2 separate regions of the Homo sapiens genome follow, and region 1 is linked to region 2. Evidence: chromatin contacts called from ENCODE Hi-C or POLR2A ChIA-PET data. All regions are on one chromosome and are shown on one strand. The core of a region is the stretch at or near the end of the contact, and the rest is flanking DNA. Distances in the headings are between cores, read along the strand shown.

Region 1 (5,583 bases), core at 2,626-5,125, 120 kb before region 2:
TAATCATATCCTGATCTCAGTTGTTATCATAATAGATGACATTTCTTGAGCACTTATGTGATAAAGCTGGAAACTTTACACAGTAATAGTGACCAGTAGCTCCTTAGCTGGAATAGAAAAAGCAGTAGGGGGGTTGAGCCAGACTGGCAGGCCATTGGATCACATATGAGGGAACTGAGGAAACTGAGAGAGAAGCTTGTAGTCAGGGAAAGGAATTTTGGCACTGGGGATTCTGGAAGTACAGTTACAGGCAAGGATAGGTACCAAACCACAATGCAATGCTTAATAGCAAAATGGAAATCACCCAAATGCCCCAGCTTAGAGTGAGATAAAGCCGACGATGGTATCCTTAAAGCAATCAACTATTGTGTAGCCATAAAATTGTAAAACTACAAAGGCCATAAGGATACATAAAGATGTACATATAAATTATGCTAAGTGGAAAAAATTAACCCAAGTATTAGAGCTGAGCAAAATCTCTGCTTGCACATTGACAGAAATAAAAAGAAATTATAGGCATGGTTAATAGCTTCAAAAAAGTTCTATTTTTGTGTCTTTGGCAGTGTTCTTGTCTTAGTTCATTCCTGCTGCTATAACGAAAATATCTGAGACTGGGTAATTTATAAGGAACAGAAATTTATTTCTCACAGTTCTGGAGGCTGGAAAGTCTAAGATTAAAGCTCCGGCTTCTGATGACCATTGAGGGCCTTCTTGCTGAGTCTTCACAGGGCAGAAGCTAGCCGGCTAAACGCCTATGCAAAGCCTCTACTTTTAAAAGGGTCTTCATCCCATTAGTGAGGGAGCAGCCCCAGGGCCTAATTATTTCATGAAGTCTCCACCTCTTAATTGCAACACTGGCAGCACCTGAACTTTGCAGGGGACATGTTCAAAACATGGCAGTTCTATAAGCATGTACTTTCTTTAAAAGGAAGACCATCTTCAGTTACTCCCAAATTATCTCCTTTGCTGAATCAGAAAACACCTGTCAGGACTCCAGAGATTCCACAGTTAACTTACTTCTCTTTCTTTACTCTTGGACCCACAATAAGTTATGTCCCTATGCTGAACTGAGAAAGCATTTATAAATAAAAGACAAGTTTAATAAACCTCTTCTTTTCACCAAATAAATCCCAGTTCAGAAATGCCAGCAGATGTCTGAAACAGCAAAGAATAATGCATAAATTTATTGCTTTATTTTACCTGGAATATCCACGGTATCAATAAGTTTTTGTAGTTGAAAGATAATCTGGAAATCTAGACTAGTAATCTTCAATTCTGTTCTACAGAGATGACTCAGGGATCACCTTTGGGATAAGGGGTGACAAGGTGGGAAAGTAAGCACAATTCCTTTGTCTCTCCTCCCACACTCCCCCTGGAGCTCCAAATGCATGAGCAATTCAAGCAGAGCAGCTTTGGTAAAATATTGGCTCCATAGGCTAGTGTTTCCAAACATAACAGCATATAAAAGTCAAATGAGGAGTCTTTAAAACATTGAGTCCTGGGCCGCACACCAGACCTATCGAATCGGCATCTCTAGTAATGGAGCCCAATGATCGGTATCAGTTTAAAGCTTCTCATTTAATTCTGATGTAATCCAAATAAGGGAAACTTTTCTAAAGAAGACTGGAAAGAAGGAAACATATGACCTCTGCTGAAATGTTTCTTATTATGGGAGCTTCTCCCCAACAGAAGGCATTTGTAATTACTAAGAGAGAACACCCTGTCCATGGAGCTGAGCTAGCTCTTTCTGCCCTCTTATGCTACTTAGTCCCAGTGACCTCCCTCATTCCCAGGACAGATGAGGGCGTTTACACCTGGGTGGCTGCCCCCTCACCATAGAGCTTCACCTCTTTTCTGTTACCCAGCTTCATCCACCTTGCCATAAGAGTCAACAAGATTCAAAGTCATTCAATCATAATTCCTTAACTTCTGGCTAGAGTTTTTGACCCAAGCTGATTCAATCAGAGCACTCCTCCACGACTTTTAAAGATTAAAGCTGGAATATAGAATCTTTTCTTTTTGAAGTAATAGAGCTAGACAAATGTAAATCTACGGCCACTAGTGGTCATATCTTCATCGTAGTGGGTCCCATGATGGGCCTCTAGATATGCCACCAGATCAGGACTGATGCATTGACACTGACTACCGCAAATGCCACTAGTACGACTCACAGCTGAATCTTTCTCTGCACAAGGAAGCTGCCTTTCCCTTGGTTTCCCAGCCAGCCACATCCAATAATTGGTTAATATAGAGGTATAAAGACCTGATACCTCTGTTTAAATTTGGGAAAATCTTGAAGAGCTATCGCAGCTCCAGAGATCCCCATGGGATTGGATGAGGCAATTGTTGTGAAGGCACTGTAGCCCAACTTCTCCCTCTTTCCCCTCTTGCTTCCTTCATTCTCTCAGAGCTGGTGTCCACACAGATCTCCATCGGAGAGTTTGTTTTCCCAGGGAACCTAACCTATGTCATTATGGAAGAAACCCATCTGCTGAAGGAGGAAACAGGGCTGAACAGAGACAATAGAAATGAGAGACACCCATATGGAATCCTGACTCTCTTAAATCTTCCAATTGTGCATAACTATACATAGTTCTAAATAGCTCACCATCCTGATAATGTGATGCTCAGGCCTGAATATAATTGTCCAAGGCTGGACCCGCTAGACTAGAGTATGGGGGGATTTTACACTCATGGAACTTCTTAATTTAGCTGAACATTAGATGAGCTTTTTAGAAGCCCCAAAATCCTGTTGGTTTATTGGAGACTGTGTTCAACAAAGACTCCTACATTTCCTTCTGTTGAGCCAGCTACCTCTCCCTGCATCCAAACATCATTTACTCTCCTTGAAGAACTGCCTACACTTTATGGCTGGCAGTATTTCTTAGCCTTTTAAACACATGCACCAAATATGAGCACAGATCTGGAAGAAGCTGAAGGGACGAGGAGGTGGGAGGTTGTTTTTGCAGTTTATAGTATAAAAACAGTAAGTTACATGGAACACAATTTTTCCAAAACTGCACAAACTGTTCAACCATCCTATGTTCAGCCCCCTAACAATTGTAGAAGACATCTCTTTTATGACGACTTGGAGTTCTTATAGTTCTTACTTAGAACTTTTAAGCAGCGCTAATATCTGTGGTGCACATAACAAAAGTTCCAGAGATATTCCCTTTGCCAGTAATGAAGCTAGGTCTGAAAATTATATGCTCTGGTAACAAAGTTCCAACGAGAAAAATTGAAGTGGTAACAAATTTGAGCAAGTTTATTTTCTTTAATTTCTAACCATGAAATGTTTGGATCTGTATGGGACTTTGAAGATCATCTAGTGCCAGAATGGCAAACACTCCCCACTCCCTTTATGTCTCTCCTCCGCCAGAGTCCTTGGCAGACATTACTATGGGACTCAAGATTCTTCTCACAGAGCTTCAATGCTGCTCATTTTCCAAGGATCTTCTTCCCAAGGATCCAAATGATGTTCCATAATTCTCAGCACACCGCATCAGACAGCTACTACCAATTAATTGGTCTGGAAAACTAGACAAACTTTATTTCCTTTTTTTGCCCCAATCACCCTACTCTCCTAAAGGGGTAAAATCATTGACCCAAATTTATGTAATGCTTACTAATCAAGCTTAAACTCCTGATTCCCAAATCAGTGCTCTCTCTCTTTTTCTTCCCCCTCTTCATTGAAATTTCTCCAGTAATTTTAACCATTATATGCCCACAGGCTAGTCAGGTATGAAGAATTCTGGACCCAACTTCAACTGGCATGTCCTCCATTATCGAATGAGTGTGTAGCTGTTGCTCACGCTGCTTATGACATATGTAGGAACATAGAGGCCATCTGAAGGAAGAGAGGTGGTCAAGCTGGGCTCCAGTTCCCACGCGGTTATAGATGCTTCAATAATAATAATAAAATGCTACGACAAATAGAAACATGCCCTGCACCCAATGACTCATGGCTCTAAGCTAATCCCACAATGGCCCCACCTCAGTATTAAAAACACGAGAGAGAGAGAGAAATATAATTCCATGTATGTCCGTCTGTTTGGTAACCAAAACAACCAGCCATAAATGGGAAGTGACTCCCTGATAAATGGTTTTGTGTGAAGTTAAGACCATCTCACTTGCTCTTGAACTGTCACCTGGGGCCTTGAAGAAACAAGTGGCCCTAAGGCTATTTGGGCTCCTTTAAAAATGCTAACCCTCTCCAGTGCCAGCACCATTTTTCTTGTGCTTAGAGGATGGCAGCACTATAGGTGGGATGGAAAATAACCAGCTGGCATGAGGTGCCCTAGGAGCCAGTCTGAAATTACAGGATGATGTGTCAGGATCCAGGAAATGATGGGTGCAATGAGTGGGTCATTCTTTCTCCTTGGCACACGAGAACACACCTAGAACTCTAACCTCCATCCTAGGAGGTCTGAACGCCAAAGTGAAATGAACTTTAGAGACACCAGACACAATCCCACCACTTAGTAGATTATTAGAATGAGGACCAGAGAGGGAAGAGACCTGGCTAAGGTCACACAGCAAGTATGACTGGTGTTTCCAAAAGTAGATTCTTGGAGTAGTAAAAAGAAACTGGAAACATGTAAACATCAGGAGCAATGATAAACTGAAATAATTCATCCAGTGAAACGCCACCTGGTCTTGAAGGAAGAGAGGTGGTCAAGCCAGACTCCAGAGCTGCTCACCACAGGAAGGAGGGGTCCCATCCCCCACCCACATCCACAGCCCTACCCCACCAATGTGTCCCCCTTTTTCCATCTCTGACTCTTACTAAAGCAAAATGCTAGCTACAAAGTGACTCATTTTGGGAAATAGACTTTGTGACTCAGTTCTGCTCTCTAACCACTAGACTAAGCTCCTCATGACTTAAGGAGGTTTCACTACATCTATCAACAAGCTGAATGAGAGGGGATCCCCTTGCATAAAAGACAAATAGGTGGTTTATCCATCAGTGGTAGGTACTATGAAATAAAAGGCAATGTAATATGTAATTAATTCAGTATACATTAAACTAGGATCAATGCCAGACATACTATCCTCTTATATCCTCATAACAACCCCACTGGTAAAGACAATTATTCAATGTATCTAGAAGCTAAGAATCAGAGATGGTAAGTGACTGGAAATGAAGTTTGGGAGAGGTTAGGTGACTTGTCTGAGTTGGCAGAGCCGGGATTCAAGCCAAGTTGTCTTGGTTTCCTCTGCTCCATACCCTTGGTTCCCAAACCCACACCCCACTGTGGCATTTTTCACATGGCCAAGGTGATACAGCAGAGGCAAGCTTCCAGTCTCCTACCTCAAAGGCACAGCGACCTCTGTGATTTAATCACCACAACAGTTCTGTGGAGGGTTGGCAGGGGATTTGTCAGATAAACAACAACAACAAAAACCAACAGATTTCAGAAGCATAAATCCCACGTGGCCTGGAGGCAACCATTTTCTGTGTAGTAGCCTCGGTCTTCTTCATTTGTAATATGGGGATAATTAGAGCATCTACCTGATAGGTTTGCTCTAAGGACGAAGTGAGATAATATAAGTGAAAAGCACTTTGTGTAAACTGCTAAGTGT
Region 2 (4,954 bases), core at 2,128-4,627:
TCTGAGGAATGAGGGGGAAAATGGGGAGAAAAACTTGAGTCTATGGCCTCCATCTGCTCTGGGAAATAGGAAGTGGGTTCTTGGGCGTGCCAGTGCTCCCTGACCTGGTGGTTCCTGAGGGCTGACTCTGCCTGCCTTGGCCTCCTGCCCAGCAATCCCTGACCCACTGCCGCCCACAGCACCACCCACAGTGGAAGACAAAGGGAGACAAACAGAGGGGTGCCTTTGTGCATGCCATTTCCCCGTGCCTGGCATGCGAGCTTCCTCCCACCCATTCTCTAACTATGACTCCTCCTCACCCAGGCCCAGCCTTGATATCACTGCAGAAGGAGCCAGGCCCCGCTGTATGTGGCCATGACACTCAAATGTATTACAGCACACATGTCCCATCACGAAGCAGCTGCTTATATGTCCATCTGCCCTCCCACAATGCAGGTTCACCATAGGGGTTGGATCCAGCTTGCATTTCACCAACCTTTAGCACAGTGCCTGATGCAAGTCACTGTGCTCAGGAAGCAACATAAACAAGTGAGGATGGAGCACATTGAAGGACAGACAAACACAGGCAGAAAGGTCATGTGAAATGGGCTCAGCTGGTGTGGAGGTGAATGGGAGCCAGAGGTCACACGGACTCTGCTTTTCTCCACCCTGTGATACACGTATGTTAACTATTATTTGAAACTGAACTTCTGTCATTCCAGACAGTTTAGCAGCTGCTCTCTGAATAAAAACACAATTGGAAGAGACCAAGATCCCATGTAAGCAAACAGAGGCAGAAGCCAAAGACAAGTGGGTCATGATTATGAATATGTGGTCCTGTTTGTCCACAGTGGGTGAGAGGGCTGAGGAAATGTGCTTAGAAAGATTTCAGAACAGGTACAGGAGGCTGACAAAACACTGTTTTGGAAAGACTCATCTGGCAGCACACCAAGGATGGTGGGGCACAAACAGACTTGAATCCCAGAGACGTGAAGCCCATCCGCAAAGACACTATTGTCTGGATTTGGACAGCATCACTCAGAGCAGTCTCACCCTAAAAAACCTTAGGAAACTGGACTGAGGCTGGAACTGACCAGTGAAGGGGAAGTCACCACCTTTAATCTGAGAGCAAGCAGTAAAAGAGAAGCTGGAAAATCCTTCAGTTCCACTGGCGCTGAAGTGATTGACATGACTTCACATCACTGACTGAAGAGGTGGAATAGAAACAGGTGGAATTGTCATAGACCTGGAGATAGAAGCCCAGTTTCAATGTGGGGTTGCCCACCCCGGGGACGGGGAGTGGACAGCACTCCAAGAATGGTCTGGGGTTTATGGCCTGGTTCATTCTGATGGGTTTGTGCCCTTACCGTAGAGGATGTTCATGTTTTGAGTATCACCCCTACCCACCACCATTTAGCAGGAGTTATCACAATGATTTCCTAATCCAGAGAAAAGGCTTCTGCAATACAGAGAGAAAAGGGATTGAGATCCCAGAGGGAAGTTACTAGAACAACCAGAAAGGGAAGCTTTCTATTGGAAGCAAGGATTTCTGGACACAAAACTTTCAGTACTGAAATCAAGGAAAGTCTTGCATAAACTGGCCTAGTTGGAAGGGACCTTAGAGATCATTGCCCAACCCCCTTTTTCATAAATACAGCCCCAGAGAGGGCTCACATTCACACAGAGCCTGTGGCAAGGCTACACCTGGAGCCCAGGTCTCCACCTCCACCTGCAGGGCCCTTTCCCCTGGTGGTGCTTTCTTTCAGTGCCACCTTCTTCATTTCCATAATTACAACTAATTTCTTGGTACTACCCAAAGCAGGGAGTTTTCTAACATCGAATTGTTAGATAGGAGGGATGGCAATGTCTCCCACAGTCCTGTTTCCAGGTGAGGAGGGTCCTAACGGAGCCATAGCTCATCCCACAAGTCCCTGCTGCCCTGCTCAAGGCAGGCTGCACCTCCCAACTCCTTGACTTGCTCTCTGGCAGCCTCCACAGTCTCTTTGAGTAAAAGAAGGCTCTCACCGAAGCCTGAACCAGAGAGTTTGCCTCTCTCTTTTCCTTGGGCTGCAAACAGGTACAAACAAAGACCCAAAATAAATAAAATTCTTTTTCTGTGCCACCCTTAGCACAACAGGGTGAGAGGGGAGAGAGCAAATGCTTAACTGGAAAAACTCAGGGACAAATCACCTGGAGCTCCTCCATCCACCTGCAGATGGCACCTCTGGTTTTCCTATCCTCTCACTCCTTAGAGGAGTGAGTAGTGAAGTGAGCAAATGATTTCTGACCCAGCCCTCCTGGAACCGGTGGTCCGAGAGTGCAAGGCCCTGGTGTGAGGAGTCCCACGCATCTGGAGATGCATGCTTCCCGAAGGATGATAAGATCAGCCTGATGGACGGACAGCTACACCTCCAAAGACTTTCAAAACAAGAGCACAGAAAATGAGCAACTTCTCCTGCCTCTCCTAAGCCCCAGGCTGCCTGTTTACAAATTTTCTCTCCTCTCTCTTCTCATGCCTGAATCTGTTCAGGAATGTTACATCCCAGCCTTTCTGGGATGACTACACGTCACAGTGGCAGCCATTGTAATGCCTCACATCCCGGAATGTGGCATCCCTGAATGAGTCAGGCAGGAGTGCCGGCTGTGAGAGAGGATAGCCTGCCTCATGCTGCTTCATCCTGGGATCATGGGGCTCAGGCTACTAGATGATGCATTTCAAGATTCCCGAAGGCAACATGCAATTTATTGTCCAGTTTGATGGAGAAAAACAGAGAAGTGGGACTACAACAATAATAATTTCACTTTCATCACCTTCTAATTTATAAAGTCCTTTCATAGCTAGGCCCTCAATTGACTGGTACAATAAATATCCTTGTGAGGAAAGCAAGGCTGGTAAAGCGCAGAGGCTGGAAATGCCTCAGGCCTTGTGCCTGGTAAGGAGCAGACAGGACCAGCAGCTGAGATGTTGGCATCATGCAGACTTCAGGGCTCTTCCCATTGCATGGTCCATGTCCTTCCTTCAGAAGCAGGCATGCTGCTTAGTCTGTAACGTAGACTGGCAAATGCACGGAGGTTTTTCCAAAAGGCTGAGGTAGAGGCATTGCACACAGCAGTCAGAGACACCGACGTGGGGGTTGAGTAGCCCCCAGCTGAGTCCTGGCCCTGCTTTCATTGACTTTGACCAAATGATGCTACTTAAATTCTGACCGTCAGTATCTAGTTTTAAAATAGATACAATAATGTCTACATCATAGATGTTTACATTAAGAAGATAAGGTCTTGGAGACAGTACAGCATAGTGGCTGAGAGCTATAGCGCTGGTGTCAATAGACCTGGATTCAAACCTCAGGTTTGCCTCTTGCTAGCAATAAGTCACATCACCTCTCTGAGTTTCAGTTTCCTCATCTGTGACATGGAGATAAAACCTCTACCTGTTTCATAGGGTTGTGAGGACTAAGTGTGATAATATATGCAAAATAGCTTATCTAAGTGCTTGGCAGGAAATAGGCACTTGATAAATACTTGCTGAATGACGAACTGAAATGACTGGCAAGGCTGGGATATAAAACAAAGACTGAATAACTCCAGAGCTGGGGCTCTTAACTTTCATGGAATGCTGGTTCTCAAACATGCCAAGCACCTCCCACCAGATAATTGGGGTGAGAGGCATTCTTGCAATAGCTGGGTAATTATCCTCAAAGCCCCTTCCAATCCTTAAGCATCCATGAGTTCACCTACTCTCTTGGATGCGTCCCAAAGGCCTTCAAAGAAGAGGAACTTGGGGAAGGAATGTAACCTCCATAAGAGCTATGTCTCCACACAAGGGGAGAATTGGGCTAACACACACACACACACACACACACACACACACACACACACACACAGAGGTATATCTGGCCCCATTCTACCACCAAGATGAGAGGTTTCTGTCTTAGAGACCGTAGAGAGATGCTGCTGTATGAGAACACTGAGGCCCAGAGAGGTGAAGCAATTTTCTTAAAGCTGCACAGCCAGAGAGTGGCAAAGCCAGAACTGGAATTCAAGCCTCCTGACTTCCAGCCCCAGGCTCCCTGCCACTGCCTCCCTATTTACACAGGCTTTCATAATCATTAGGGCACAGAATTAGTTCAGCACTAAGCTTTCAAAATCCACATGGTCCCTCCCATAGGTCCTCTTGAGGACAAAATCACTCAGGGATAAAAATGTATTAAGTCTTTTGAAATGGCAGAGGAGGGTGTTCCCTCACATAAGAAATCCTGAGGACACCAGAGTTGAAATACTGATTTGATCAGCGGATCATCTGGGCCCCATCTCTTGTGCAATTTTTGTCTTGTTTGGTATTCAGATGGTGGAAGTGTCAGGCTTCTGAGCCAATGCTCTCTGACAAGTGCATTTTACATGCCTCTGCAGCCCTGACCGAGGAGTGGCAGGCCTGAATCAGTTCTCACCAGAGGTTCGGAGAAATAGGTTGCTCTGATCCCCAATCAAATCTATTAGGAGTTGTCCCACCAAACAAGCCTGTGAATTCCAAACAGTGGCTACGTTCTCACTGCCCTTCCCACCTAGGTCACTGGCCTGGCTGGACGACAGATTCTGGAGCCCCAGATTGTCAGTGCTGGGCAGAGGCTCAGACATGTTTTGACGAAACTCCATACCTCTCAGCTGCAGGAACTAAGGCCCAGGAAGAGGAAGGGACTTGTCCGAGGTCACACTGTGGGCTCGAAAAGTGAGAGTTTTGTTCCTTTGGCCCACAATCTCCTTTGATCCTAAAGTGGTAGCCTGAGAAGTTCAGATAACAGAACATGTGACAAAGAAGCCAGAGCTCCAGGACAGTGAGGAGAGAGAAGAGGCACCAAGCAGCCCCTTAGTGACTGAGCTTCTAGGAGCACCTGGCACCCAGAAGTCCCTGTCCCCTGACAGTGCAGGTATCCTAGTGCCTAGAGCCAGATGCTTACATAACACGAAACCACACCTA

What was found. A loop is a pair of places that touch in the nucleus more often than their neighbours do. ChIA-PET counts read pairs that join two places held with the same protein, here RNA polymerase II (POLR2A). Pooled maps may share reads with other maps.
Region 1: a pooled map shows a loop between it and region 2 (1.8-fold over the local background). The contact joins two enhancer-like sites. A Hi-C loop is called at or near these places in 1 of 168 maps with a recorded cell type or tissue (PC-9) and 5 of 50 pooled maps. POLR2A ChIA-PET finds 5 or more read pairs at or near these places in 1 of 52 experiments (MCF 10A).

The regions. Positions count from the first base shown.
Region 1 is chr5:148,786,681-148,792,263 of GRCh38, forward strand. No RefSeq gene overlaps it. Among named protein-coding and RNA genes, the nearest start is that of ADRB2, 37 kb to the right of the region's middle. Within about 2 kb of position 3,876, at least 3 of the 41 ENCODE cell types and tissues checked have a DNase peak (open chromatin) inside an H3K27ac peak, as active enhancers do.
Region 2 is chr5:148,910,679-148,915,632 of GRCh38, forward strand. No RefSeq gene overlaps it. Among named protein-coding and RNA genes, the nearest start is that of ADRB2, 87 kb to the left of the region's middle. RefSeq lists an enhancer at 1-659. Within about 2 kb of position 3,378, at least 8 of the 41 ENCODE cell types and tissues checked have a DNase peak (open chromatin) inside an H3K27ac peak, as active enhancers do.